Regions from separate parts of the Homo sapiens genome. Here all the other regions are linked to region 1. Evidence: chromatin contacts called from ENCODE Hi-C or POLR2A ChIA-PET data. All regions are on one chromosome and are shown on one strand. Each heading gives the region's core, a stretch centred on a gene start or an enhancer-like site at or near the end of the contact. The rest is flanking DNA. Distances are from core to core; before and after follow the strand shown.

Region 1 (3,750 bases), core at 619-3,118:
AATGAAAACATGAACTCATAAAATTGCTTCCCAGATAATTTATCTACCAAACTGGCTGAAAGCTTATGATACTACAAATGTTTCCTAGCAAAGTGGCTATTAGAATCTTAGTGATAATCAGCAAATTGGTGGCTACTTGGAAGGACTGGAGTGGCTTAAGTCCACCTGGTGGTATGGGGGAAAGGCACTGACAGTGAGAAAGGAGCAATTCCCTTCATTCCCCAAAAGCAGAGAAGAGTATTATAATGGGTTTCCTGAAAACTGTATTAGAAAAAGGATCCTAGGCCAGGTGTGGTGGCTCACGCCTGTAATCCCAGCACTTTGGGAAGCTTAGGCAGGCGGATCACGAGCTCGGGAGTTCGAGACCAGCCTGGCCAATATGGTGAAACTCCGTCTCTACTAAAAATACAAAAATTAGCCGGGCATGGTGCCGTGCACCTGTAGTCCCAGCTACTCGGGAGGCTAAGGCAGGAGAATCACTTGAACCTGGGAGGCAGAGGTTGCAGTGAGCCGAGATTGCGCCACTGCCCTCTAGCCTGGGCAACAGAGTGAGACTCCATCTTAAAAAAAAAAAGAAAAAGAAAAAGAAAAAGGATCCTAGATAGTTATGCCTCTTTCCATGCTCACGTGGGTAAGGTGTTTTTCAACATGACTGACTCGCTAGAGGGAGGCCTTTCAAACAACAGAGACCTCCATTTCCAGCCCAAATTCCTATCCTAAAACGTACAGTCGCCGAGCATGGTGGCTCACGCGTGTAATCCCAGCACTCTGGAAGGCCAAGGCAGGCAGATCACCTGAGGTCAGGAGTTCAAGACCAGCCTGGCTAACATGGTGAAACCCCGTCTCTACTAAAAATACAAAAAACTAGCTGGGCGTGGTGGCACATGCCTGTAATCCCAGCTACTCGGGAGGCTGAGGCAGGAGAATCACTTGAACTGGAGAGGTGGAAGTTGCAGTAAGCCGAGATCATGCCACCGCACTCTAGCCTGGGCAACAAGAGCAAACTCCATGTCAAAAAAAAAAAAAAAAAAATCAAACCATGCCTTTTATTACTGGAAAAAATATCACTTCCCATAGTCCCTCTTACTTGTTCCCTTATATATTATCATTTCCTACTGGCTAACTTCACTGATTTATTAACTTTCATATATATTTTTTGTTTTATTATTTTTTTGAGATAGGGTCTCACTCTGTCACCCAGGCTGGAGTGAAGTGGCACGATCTGAGCTCACTGCAACCTCTGCCTCCCAGGTTCAAGTGATTCTCCCACCTCAGCCTCCCAAGTAGCTGGCGCACATCACTATGCCCAGCTAATTTTTTTTTTTTTTGAGATGGGAGTCTCGCTCTGTGCCCCAGACTGGAGTGCAGTGGCATGATCAAATTTTTGTATTTTTGGTAGAAACAGGGTTTCACCATGTTAGCCAGGCTGGTCTCAAACTCCCGACCTCAAGTAATCCACCGTGCCCAGCCTAACTTTCTTATATTTTTAACCTCCACTCAGCTCTAAATTCACCAAGGAAAAGAGCCCAAAGAAATGGATTCCTTGACTTTGGCTGCATGGTTGACATTTAAATTAAATAGTTGCTCCCTTGCACAACATTTTGACAGACTATAAGCCTAAGGTCTGTTGCAGAACAAAATGAATCAATGGAGGCTGCAAAAGTTTATTTACATTACTATTTTTCCCAATCAGAATAAATTTGATTCAATAAAACAACTCATTCTCTTTCCAAATTGTCTTAAAATACAATAGCAAGCCAACATAAAGAGACTCATACTGCTGTAATAGCCAATGTCAAGCAATTTCCACCATTCAACTGTTACACCCTCCACAAAAACATCAAACCCCATACCTTTGAGGGCATGTTTGCTAACTTGGCCCTAGCCACAGATGCCAAGGAGAACACACATGGGTGAGCTCAGATGCAATTCCTCTGTAATTACATGCCCAACACCAATTTGCATAGCCCTTCTTTTTCACTTCCATGATTAGGTAATAAAATCATCACTCATATTCCCCCAAGGATATAGAGGCATTTTGAAACTCTGAGTTTTTCTTGTTTTCATGCCAAAAGAAGCCCTACAAACTTTTCACACGTAAGCATACTAACTCAATGAATGTAATTTTCATGAAACTGTTTAAAAGAAGTCCTTCTCACCCTTCACATTTGTGTTACACCTTCTCAGCTTCCCCAACGTGACTGAATGAATGTACTGGAATCTGAACTCCCTGGAGGCAGGACCATTGGCCTAGGCATCTTTGTCTTCTTAGTACTAGGCATTCAAATGAGTGTAAGGTTTATTGACATGTCTACTCAGAACACCTTTGTGCTGAGCTCGCAAGGGTTTTTTTTTTTTTTTTAAAGATAGGGTTCTGCTCTGTCGCCCAGGCTAGAGTGCAGTGGCACAATTATAGTTCACTGCAGCCTTGAACTCCTAGGCTCAAGTGATCCTCCTGTCCCAATGTTCCAAAGTGCTGGGAATACAGGTATAAGTCACTGTGCCCAGTAGTTATTTTATAATAGAAATTACATCATTAGGCCAGGCGTGGTGGCTCACGCCTGTAATCCCAGCAATTTGGGAGTCCGAGGTGGGTGGATCACCTGAGGACGGGAGCTCAAGACCAGCCTAGCCAACATGGCGAAACCCTGTCTCTACTAAAAACACCAAAAATTAGTCAGGCGTGGTGGCAGGCGCCTGTAATCCCAGCTACCTGGGACATGTAAAAAAAATTACATCATTAGTATATCCAGAAAATGGTAGATCCTACCTTTATATGTTACTAGATGTTGTCAAAATATTTTATTGGTCAGAATTAATACAAATCTCTGGTTTATGGAATTTTGTACCTTTTAAGGTATATATACTGGCCTGAGAGTCTGCTGCCAGAGAGGAAACTATTTATTTGGCCCAGTAGTATCTTTTTCTTCCGAAAAACTACTATACTAGGCCAGGCGTGATGGCTCACACCTGTAATCCCAGCACTTTGGGAGGCTGAGGTGGGTGGATCATGAGGTCAGGAGTTCAAGACCAGCCTGACCAACATGGGGAAACCCCGTCTCTACTAAAAATACAAAAATTAGCTGGGCGTGCAGGCGCATGCCTGTAATCCCAGCTACTCAGGAGGCTGAGGCAGGAGAATTGCTTGAACCTGGGAGGCGGAGGTTGCAGTGAGCTGAGATCGCACCACTGTACTCCAGCCTGGGCAACAGAGCGAGACTCTGTCTCAAAATACAAAAAAAATTTTAAAAACTAAAAAAAAAACTATGCTACATATAACTAAACACAAATCAGTTTCTAAAGTCTGAATGCCTTACCCTTCTGAGGTATAAATTAAGGTTAAGATTTTGAGACTGGAAGATGTGGCCACTGTTTCTAGCTTTAATGCTGTGAAACCTAGCATAAGTCACACAGAGTAAGAAACAAAAACCTCCCTAAGTAATGAAAGTTCCCCACTTACTTCAGGAAGATTTTGTAAAGATAGTAGATATCAAGAAACTACTCTGAATTCATTGGAGAAAATCCGTAACCTAGAAAGAATCAACTCAAAAGAATTTCAACATGGGAATGAAACTGCTATGCATTTAAAAGCCATTGCCAGATTTGAGGGCAATATTTGATTAGTTTTTTGCCTTTGGTTTCTATTCAACTAGACATCTGACAATCCTCTTGTGGTAAACACATCTTTATTAAAGTTGGAATACACTTCATTTACCTAAAAGGAAGCTGAACATTTAAAATGCAATCAAA
Region 2 (3,460 bases), core at 291-2,790, 100 kb after region 1:
GATTTTGGATCTTATTCTAAGAAGATGAGGCTTGGACTAGGGTAATGAAAGAGGGAGTGGAAGGAAGGGACGGATTCAGGATTTATTTTGTAGGTAGCACTAAACAGGGCTTGTTGACACGTGAAAGGATTATAGAGGGAAAAGGAGGAATCAGAGGTGATTTTGAGCTGGGTTGCATGAGCCCCTTGGGTGAGAAAGGCAGTGTCATTTGCTGGGCTGAAGAAGACTGCTGTGGTCATGTTTGAGAAGTGAATTAGCCAGCCAGAGGGAATTCAAGTAGGCCATTGGATATATGAACATGGAATTTAAAGGCAAGGTCTATGGCTGGGCATGGTGGCTCACGCCTGTGATCCCAGCAGTTTGGGAGGCTGAGGCGGGCGGATCACCGGAGGTAAGGAGTTCGAGAGCAGCCTGACCAATATGGTGAAACCCCATCTTTACTAAAAATACAAAAATTAACCGGGTGAGGTGGTGCTTGCCTGTAATCCCACCTACTCGGGAGGCTGAGGCAAGAGAATTGCTTGAACCTCAGAGACAGAGGTTGCAGTGAGCTGAGATTGCGCCACTGCACTTCAGCCTGGGCAACAGAGACTCTGTCAATTCAAAAAAAGAAAAAGGCAAAGTCTCGCCTGAAGATATGGATTTGGGAATCATCAGAGGGACTGAATGAGATCATCCAGGGAGAGAATGGAGATGGGAGACCAGAGGGTGGAGCCCCGAGGGTGGAGAAGATGAGGAGGAACTAGGGAGGGAGACTGGGAAGGAGTTGCTAGTGACATGGGAGGAGAACCAAGGTAGGGCTGTCATGGAGCCTGGAGAAGGCAGCATTGAGGAGAGAGGGAGCCACTGTGTCTTCTGCTGTTGCGAGGTGGGCTCTGTAAGGACAGAGCTCTTCCATTTGATAAGCCAGATGGAGATTATGGAGACCCCGATAAAAGCTCTCATATGGGGATGTGTTGAGAAAAGACAAGCGGAGGAGGTGAGGGGGACAATTATTGAGGGATGGGGCTGCAAAGGGGAGCAAGGAAAGACGGCTTTTGACGCCAGGTATGTTTGTACACGCCTGTAGTCCCAGCTACTCAGGAGGCTGAGACTAGCTTGAACCCGGGAGGTGGAGGTTGCAGTGAGCCGTGATCACACCACTGCACTCCAGCCTGGGCAACAGAGACTCTGTCTCAAAAAAAAGGAAAGAAAGAAAGAAAGGCAGCTTTTGATATTGTGGAGGCTGAGCCATGTTTGTATGCTGATGGAATCGTCCTGTAGTAACGCAGAGAGGGATCATGTGGTGGGGGGAGGGGACGAGAGCTAATGAATAAATGGGGAGACAGCCATGGGAGCAGGGGCCCATCTTCACAGCTCCCATTGCAGCCAAATCAAGGCAGGGAGGGTGGTGGGTTTGGGGATGCTTCTTCTCATCTGATGCTTCTGTTTGTCAGTGACACATGAGTGAGATGAGGGGCGTGGGGGATGCTGTTGTGAAATGATGACCTGGAGCGGAGGGAGGGCGGTGTGGCCAAGGAAAAGTGAGACTTGCAGGCAGCATCTGACATGAGTGGTTAATGCTTGAAAGTGAAACCCATCAATAAGACAGGATGTTCTCCAACCGCATTAAGCTGCTCAACATGGGTACAAGGCTGAGTGAGTTTAGCCAGGGTGGGGTTTTGCCAATGAACAGAACAGGATGAGACAGGGCAGATGCTGGCAGGGCATGCATGCTAGTGACTGTGTATTTGCAGGTTGCCTGGTCAGGTCAAAGAACTAGGAAGTGGCAGAGCTTGGGGAGGGAAGGATGGCTGGGAGGGGTCGGGGAAGCCTCCCAGGTGTTCAGGGATGCTTTGGATTGTGTGGCTGTGGCCGAGGGCAAATGGGTGGAAGAAATCCATGCTGATGTGGAACAAGCCACCACCTGGGATGAACCCAAGGGCTCCAGAGTGTAAGAGCATTCTTGATGCCCACCCAGAATACACACACATGCATACACACAGGCACAGGCACACACACACACGTGTGCACATCCATGTGCACTTTAACACACAGCCACACACACCTTCCTTGGTTTGACTCCAAATAGGGGTTTGACGTGCCACATCCGCTTCTGCCCTCTTCCTCCTCCTGATCCCCCCTGCCTTTCTCCTACACAGCTCGTCCCCGTTCCCCCTATGGCCCTACTTACTGGTGGAGGAAGAGGCCCCGGTGCTGGGTGGGTCTCCACAGCCTCACCCCTGAATAGAAGAGAAACCCCCAGGTGGGGGAAGCGCTCAGCTGAAGGTTTGCCCCCCTGCCCTCCCCTCTCAGCCCCCAGGACACTCAGTTCCACCCCAGCCTCATCCCCTTGGCCTTCTCATCTCAGGGGGCTCCTTATGTCCCCACATCCTCATATATACAGGCTCACGGAACCAAGAATTCTGGTATTCCAGCCATTACACAGATGGGGAAATTGAGACCCAGCGGAGCATGACTTGCCCAAGGTCCTCTACCAGGTCAGGAGCAGTCTGGACTAGAATTCACCCCACCTGAAACTCAGCAGAAGAGCATCCTTGTTGGGGGCAGGGGATGGCACTGGATGATGACTTACCCTCCTTTTGCTTTTTTAGGTCCAGGCGTGGATGGCAGGAAGGGGTTGACTGTCTTTTCCTCTGGAGCCACGACGGACATTGGGGGCATTGCTTCCTGAGAGCTGTCCCCATGTCCCCCTGGGCTGGGCTCTGGCGGAGCCTCCTGTGGCCTGATGTGTGGGACACCTGCCTCCTTGGGGTGCTTGCCTCCCAGTGGCTGGCCATGGCTGGCCAAGCGGCAGCAAGGCTCTGCTGGCTGCACCATGTCTGCCTGGTGACTGGGGGTGGATTGATATCCGGAGCCCTGTCAAGGACAAGGACACCACGGCTGGGGAGCTCCATCCTCGTTCCCAGGTGAACCTCAATGCTCCAGGCGAACTGGAGACCAGTTATTACACACTTACTAGGGTCCCAGCACTTCAGGCATCATCTTACTTAATTCTCCTAGTGCCCCTAGAAGGTAGCACAGGTACTCCCACATTTTGAAGGGTGAGGAAATTGAAGCCCAGAGAAGGCGTGGCCTACCCAAAGAACCACACTTCCCTATGGGAGTGGAATGAGAGCCTGGAAAATTGAGAAGATCCCCTTTAAATAGGGTTTTCCTTTGTGTGTGTGTGTATTTTTTTTTTTTTTTGAGACAAGTCTCACTCTGTCACCCAGGCTGGAGTGCAGTGGCAAGAACACAGCTCATTGTAGCCTTGACCTCCTGAGCTCAAGGGATCCCCCTGCTTCAGCCTCCCAAGTAGCTGGGACTACAAATACCTGTCACCACGCCTGGCTGATATTTTTTAATTTTTGGTAGAGATGAGGTCTCACTATGTTGCTCAGGCTGGTCTTGAACTCCTGGGCTCAAGCATTCCTCCTGCCTCAGCCTCCCAAAGTGCTGGGATTACAGGCATCAGTCA
Region 3 (3,486 bases), core at 228-2,727, 110 kb before region 1:
GGGGGAGCCGTGGGGAGGTCACCTGCAGCCCCTCAGCTCCGGCTCCCAGAGCCCAGCCTCAGACTCTTGCCTGGGGACCGGAGACTCTGACAGCTGGGGGCTGTTTTAGAGACGTGCTGGGGGTCCAGGGGGGGCCTCAGGAGCCAAGCAGCCCCTGCCCTGCCCAGCTCACCTCCTTGAGCGCATTGAAGGCCTTGGTGGCCATGTCTTCGTCTTCAGAGCCCTGTGCTGTCCGCTTCAGGATGTTCTGGAAGGTGGGATCAGCACAATGAGGCAGTCCTCATACTCCCGAGACCCGGCCCGCCCACAGGTGTATCTCCCTCGCCCAGCCCTCACTGTGGCCTGTCCCCTCGAGGTACCTCCACCAACATCTTGAGGCGGGTGATCCTCTGGAAGGGCAGGATAAGGAAGGAGGTAAGGGGCAGACGCTGGCACACAGGAGACTCCTCCAGGCGAGCCAGGATGCCAGGGAACCTGGGGTTCTCCAGGCTGGAAAATGGGGAGGACTCTGGAATCACAGGTAGGCCTGAATTCCTGGGATCCACAACCCTGGCCATCCACGGGGTCCTCAGGGGGCTTCTCAGCACATCCTTACTGCCCTTTGGGGTTGCATCTCACCTTATCCTGGTCACAGAGACCTTTTCAGGGACCCCTCCCCTCCCAGAGTCACCTTACGTCACCCAGCCCTCAGTGCCTACACCTGCCTGAGACTCCCTCCACGCCCCCGCCCCTTTCAGAGCCCCCAGCCCTACAGCAGGCGCTGGTAGGTGCGCTCCTGGTAGGCCTGGTTGGTGACATAGGGCAGGTAGACTCTGCGGAAGGCCGGGCAGTGGTCCAGCACCACGTCGCACACGCTGAAGCGCAGCACATCTGCCTCCAGCCGCTGCTCCAGGTCCTGCAGGAACCTGAGGAGTCAGAGCCAGGATGGAGACCCCAGATCTGGGAGCTGGCCAACCACTGGCTCCGTCCCCACCCCGGGCCAGGCCAGACCACTTCTTCACCTCTCGCTGGTGCTCTTGACCTCGGGCAGTTTGGAAAACAGCCACTGCTTGTCCTGCGCCCCCAGACACTCGCTCAGCTCGGCAGAGCCTAAGAAGTGGCCCACAGCCACCGACAGGCTGTGGATGTAGGAGGCCTCGGAGGTGATCAGCTCAAACTTGGCCTGAGGGAGGGCACACACGGGGTCGAAAGGGCAGGACCAGTTCACCTCGGAGGCCCTGGCCTCACATCCCCAGACCCCAGGACGCCACACCTCGCGTCCTCGCCCCTTCTCTAGCCCCACTCCTAATCTGGCGCCGGGCGGGCCCGGCGACCCACGTCCCGCCGCGGGAAATTGTGCAAGCCTTTCCTGTCCTCGATCCCGCCCCTCTCCTAAGCCCCGCCCCGACGCGTTCTTCCCAGAGCCCCGCCCACCCCCCAGGTCCCGCCCCTGATCCTGGCCCCGCCTTGTTCCGCGCCCACCAGGCGTTTGCTCTTCCAATGGTTCCGCTCCTCATCCGGCCCTGTCCTATCCTAGGTTTCGTCCCGCTGGCTCCGCCCCCTACCCGCACCCAAGCCCGGCTCCCCTCGCCTCTCGCTCAGCGGCTTGCTGTCCTCGCTTCCAGACGGCCTCGTGTAGTCAGGTCCTAGAGCCAACCTTCCGCGCGGACAGTCGCGCCAGCAACCCCCTTTGTGTGTCCCCCTCCCTCTATGGCCCGGTTCCCGCTAAGTCCCCGGACCGCGTACTCCCCGGCCCGCCCCCGCCCCGCCGGGTCCCCGCGCGCGCCCACCTCCTGCAGCTTGCAGTCCCGCAGGCTCAGCGTGGCCAGGACGCCGCTGCCGCGTACGTCGGGGATATCCTGCCACAGCGAGAAGGTGGAGCCTCGCGCCGAGCGCTGCGCCCGGAAGGAGCTGCTGGGGGAGAGGTTGGCCCGCGGCGGCCCCGGCCCCTCCTCTGCGCCCTCGGCCTCGTCCCCCGGGCCCTCCTCCTCGCGCTGCTGCCGCCGCAGTTCGCGGGCGCTGGCCACGTCGCTGTATTCCTGATAGAGGACGGCTGGGGGAAAGACGGGCGGGGGAGAGCGTGGGGCGCCCGCCAGCCCCTGCCCGGCTTTTCCTCGGTTCCCTCAAGAGCCCGCGTCACTTAACCTTTGCCGCGGTTCGGATATCTGGACACAGTGAATTCATTCATTCATTCATTCATTCCATAAACAAATTGAGCACCTACTGAGTGCTAGATACCGACAGTTCCATTCTCCGTTTCTCACTCGATCCCTACCTCTCAACTCTCCAAACCCTCTTTTCCCCGTTTCCACACCGCAGCCCCTTCCTCCGTTACCTCCTCCCAGGGACCCCCCTCCCACGTACAGTTAAGGAGGAATCGAGACTGGCGCCGCTCGTTGGTGCTCCTGGACCCCAAAGGCGGCTCTTCCTGTGTGTCTAGCCTAGGAAAGAGAGAGCGTCACGGCCCTAGTTCGCCTGCACCCTGTCTCGGACCCAAGCCCAAACGGGAGGTGGTACCTGGGCTCGGACCAATCGCCCTCTCGTGAGTCACCAGGGGCTGGCCGCGACACCCGGTCCCCGCTCATCTCTACACTTCGAGCCTCCATTCCAGATGCTTTCCCTGGAGAGGGCGAGAACTGAGGGTGGGGGGTCCAGAGAGTGGGCCTGGGGCCTGGGCCCCGGCCCAGGCACCCTGACGGCCTCAGGCGGCCGGTGAGTGGGCATCGCCCACCCCCACCCCCACCCGGCATCTGGCTGCCCTCAGGGCCCATGGGAGGAGCTGGTACCTTCCCGGGCTGCTCCGGTGCCTGACCCAGAGATGAGTGCCCGGGCTGCTGAATTCCGCCCCAGGCGCAGAGAAGAGTGCAGCCGGGTCATCAGCTCCGATGCCGAGAAGCGCCTCCGCTCAGGACCTTCGAGGCTCACTCGGGTGGACCCAGACAACTCCACCCTGGGCTCCTCTGTGCTCAGGGCCTGCTCTTGCACTACCTGGCCAGGCTCTAGGAAGACAGCGTGGGCCTCGGGGCAGCCGGGGACCTCTTCACGCTGGTACACCCGCATCTTGCGCCCTAGGGTTGGGGGCAAGGAGTGAGAGCACGGGCTGGGGTCTCCCCCAACCTCCTCCCTGCTGCTGCCCCTGGCCCTGAGCACCTGGGGAGGTTCAGGCACCATGCCCAAGGGAAGGGCCTGTGTTTCTGCTAGCATCTGGTCCCCAGAGCCCTGGGGTCCACGAGAGGGGTAAGGAGAGCACAGGGCCTGGCTGCAGTAGACAGAGGGATCAGGCTGCCCAGAATGGTGACTCACTCACTGCATAACCTTGGACAAGTCACTTGCCTTCCCTGAGCCCCACTAGTTTCCTTATCACTAATCTACCACTTGTCCTGACTTTTGGGGGAACCTTGGGACATAAAGGTTAAGGAGCTGCCCAGCCCCTCCCCTATCCCCCTGCCATGGCACCCACACCCGCCTTCCCCAGGGTGACTCACAGGCAGACTTCTTCTCCGAGCC

The links. Hi-C counts contacts between places; a loop is a spot of excess contacts on that map. ChIA-PET counts read pairs that join two places held with the same protein, here RNA polymerase II (POLR2A). Pooled maps may share reads with other maps.
Region 2: a pooled map shows a loop between it and region 1 (2.0-fold over the local background). The contact joins two enhancer-like sites. A Hi-C loop is called at or near these places in 1 of 50 pooled maps. POLR2A ChIA-PET finds 5 or more read pairs at or near these places in 4 of 52 experiments (A673, H1, activated CD4-positive, alpha-beta T cell and 1 more).
Region 3: a pooled map shows a loop between it and region 1 (2.0-fold over the local background). The contact joins two enhancer-like sites. A Hi-C loop is called at or near these places in 1 of 50 pooled maps. POLR2A ChIA-PET finds 5 or more read pairs at or near these places in 6 of 52 experiments (WTC11, activated T-cell, activated naive CD4-positive, alpha-beta T cell and 1 more).

What each region holds. Positions count from the first base shown.
Region 1 is chr1:16,319,348-16,323,097 of GRCh38, forward strand. The region is part of intron 1 of FBXO42 (F-box protein 42); the gene reads right to left. Among named protein-coding and RNA genes, the nearest start is that of FBXO42, 31 kb to the right of the region's middle. Within about 2 kb of position 1,869, at least 2 of the 41 ENCODE cell types and tissues checked have a DNase peak (open chromatin) inside an H3K27ac peak, as active enhancers do.
Region 2 is chr1:16,419,336-16,422,795 of GRCh38, forward strand. SPATA21 (spermatogenesis associated 21) reads right to left here. Exons shown (of 13, transcript NM_198546.1): 4 at 2,576-2,636; 5 at 2,174-2,222. Among named protein-coding and RNA genes, the nearest start is that of SPATA21, 16 kb to the right of the region's middle. Within about 2 kb of position 1,541, at least 5 of the 41 ENCODE cell types and tissues checked have a DNase peak (open chromatin) inside an H3K27ac peak, as active enhancers do.
Region 3 is chr1:16,205,179-16,208,664 of GRCh38, forward strand. It overlaps ARHGEF19 (Rho guanine nucleotide exchange factor 19), which reads right to left. Exons shown (of 16, transcript NM_153213.5): 2 at 3,465-3,486; 3 at 2,766-3,047; 4 at 2,497-2,599; 5 at 2,344-2,420; 6 at 1,770-2,032; 7 at 1,002-1,162; 8 at 753-905; 9 at 360-489; 10 at 173-247. Among named protein-coding and RNA genes, the nearest start is that of ARHGEF19, 5.7 kb to the right of the region's middle. RefSeq lists silencers at 1,348-1,417, 1,618-2,067 and enhancers at 2,114-3,087, 3,088-3,486. Within about 2 kb of position 1,478, at least 39 of the 41 ENCODE cell types and tissues checked have a DNase peak (open chromatin) inside an H3K27ac peak, as active enhancers do.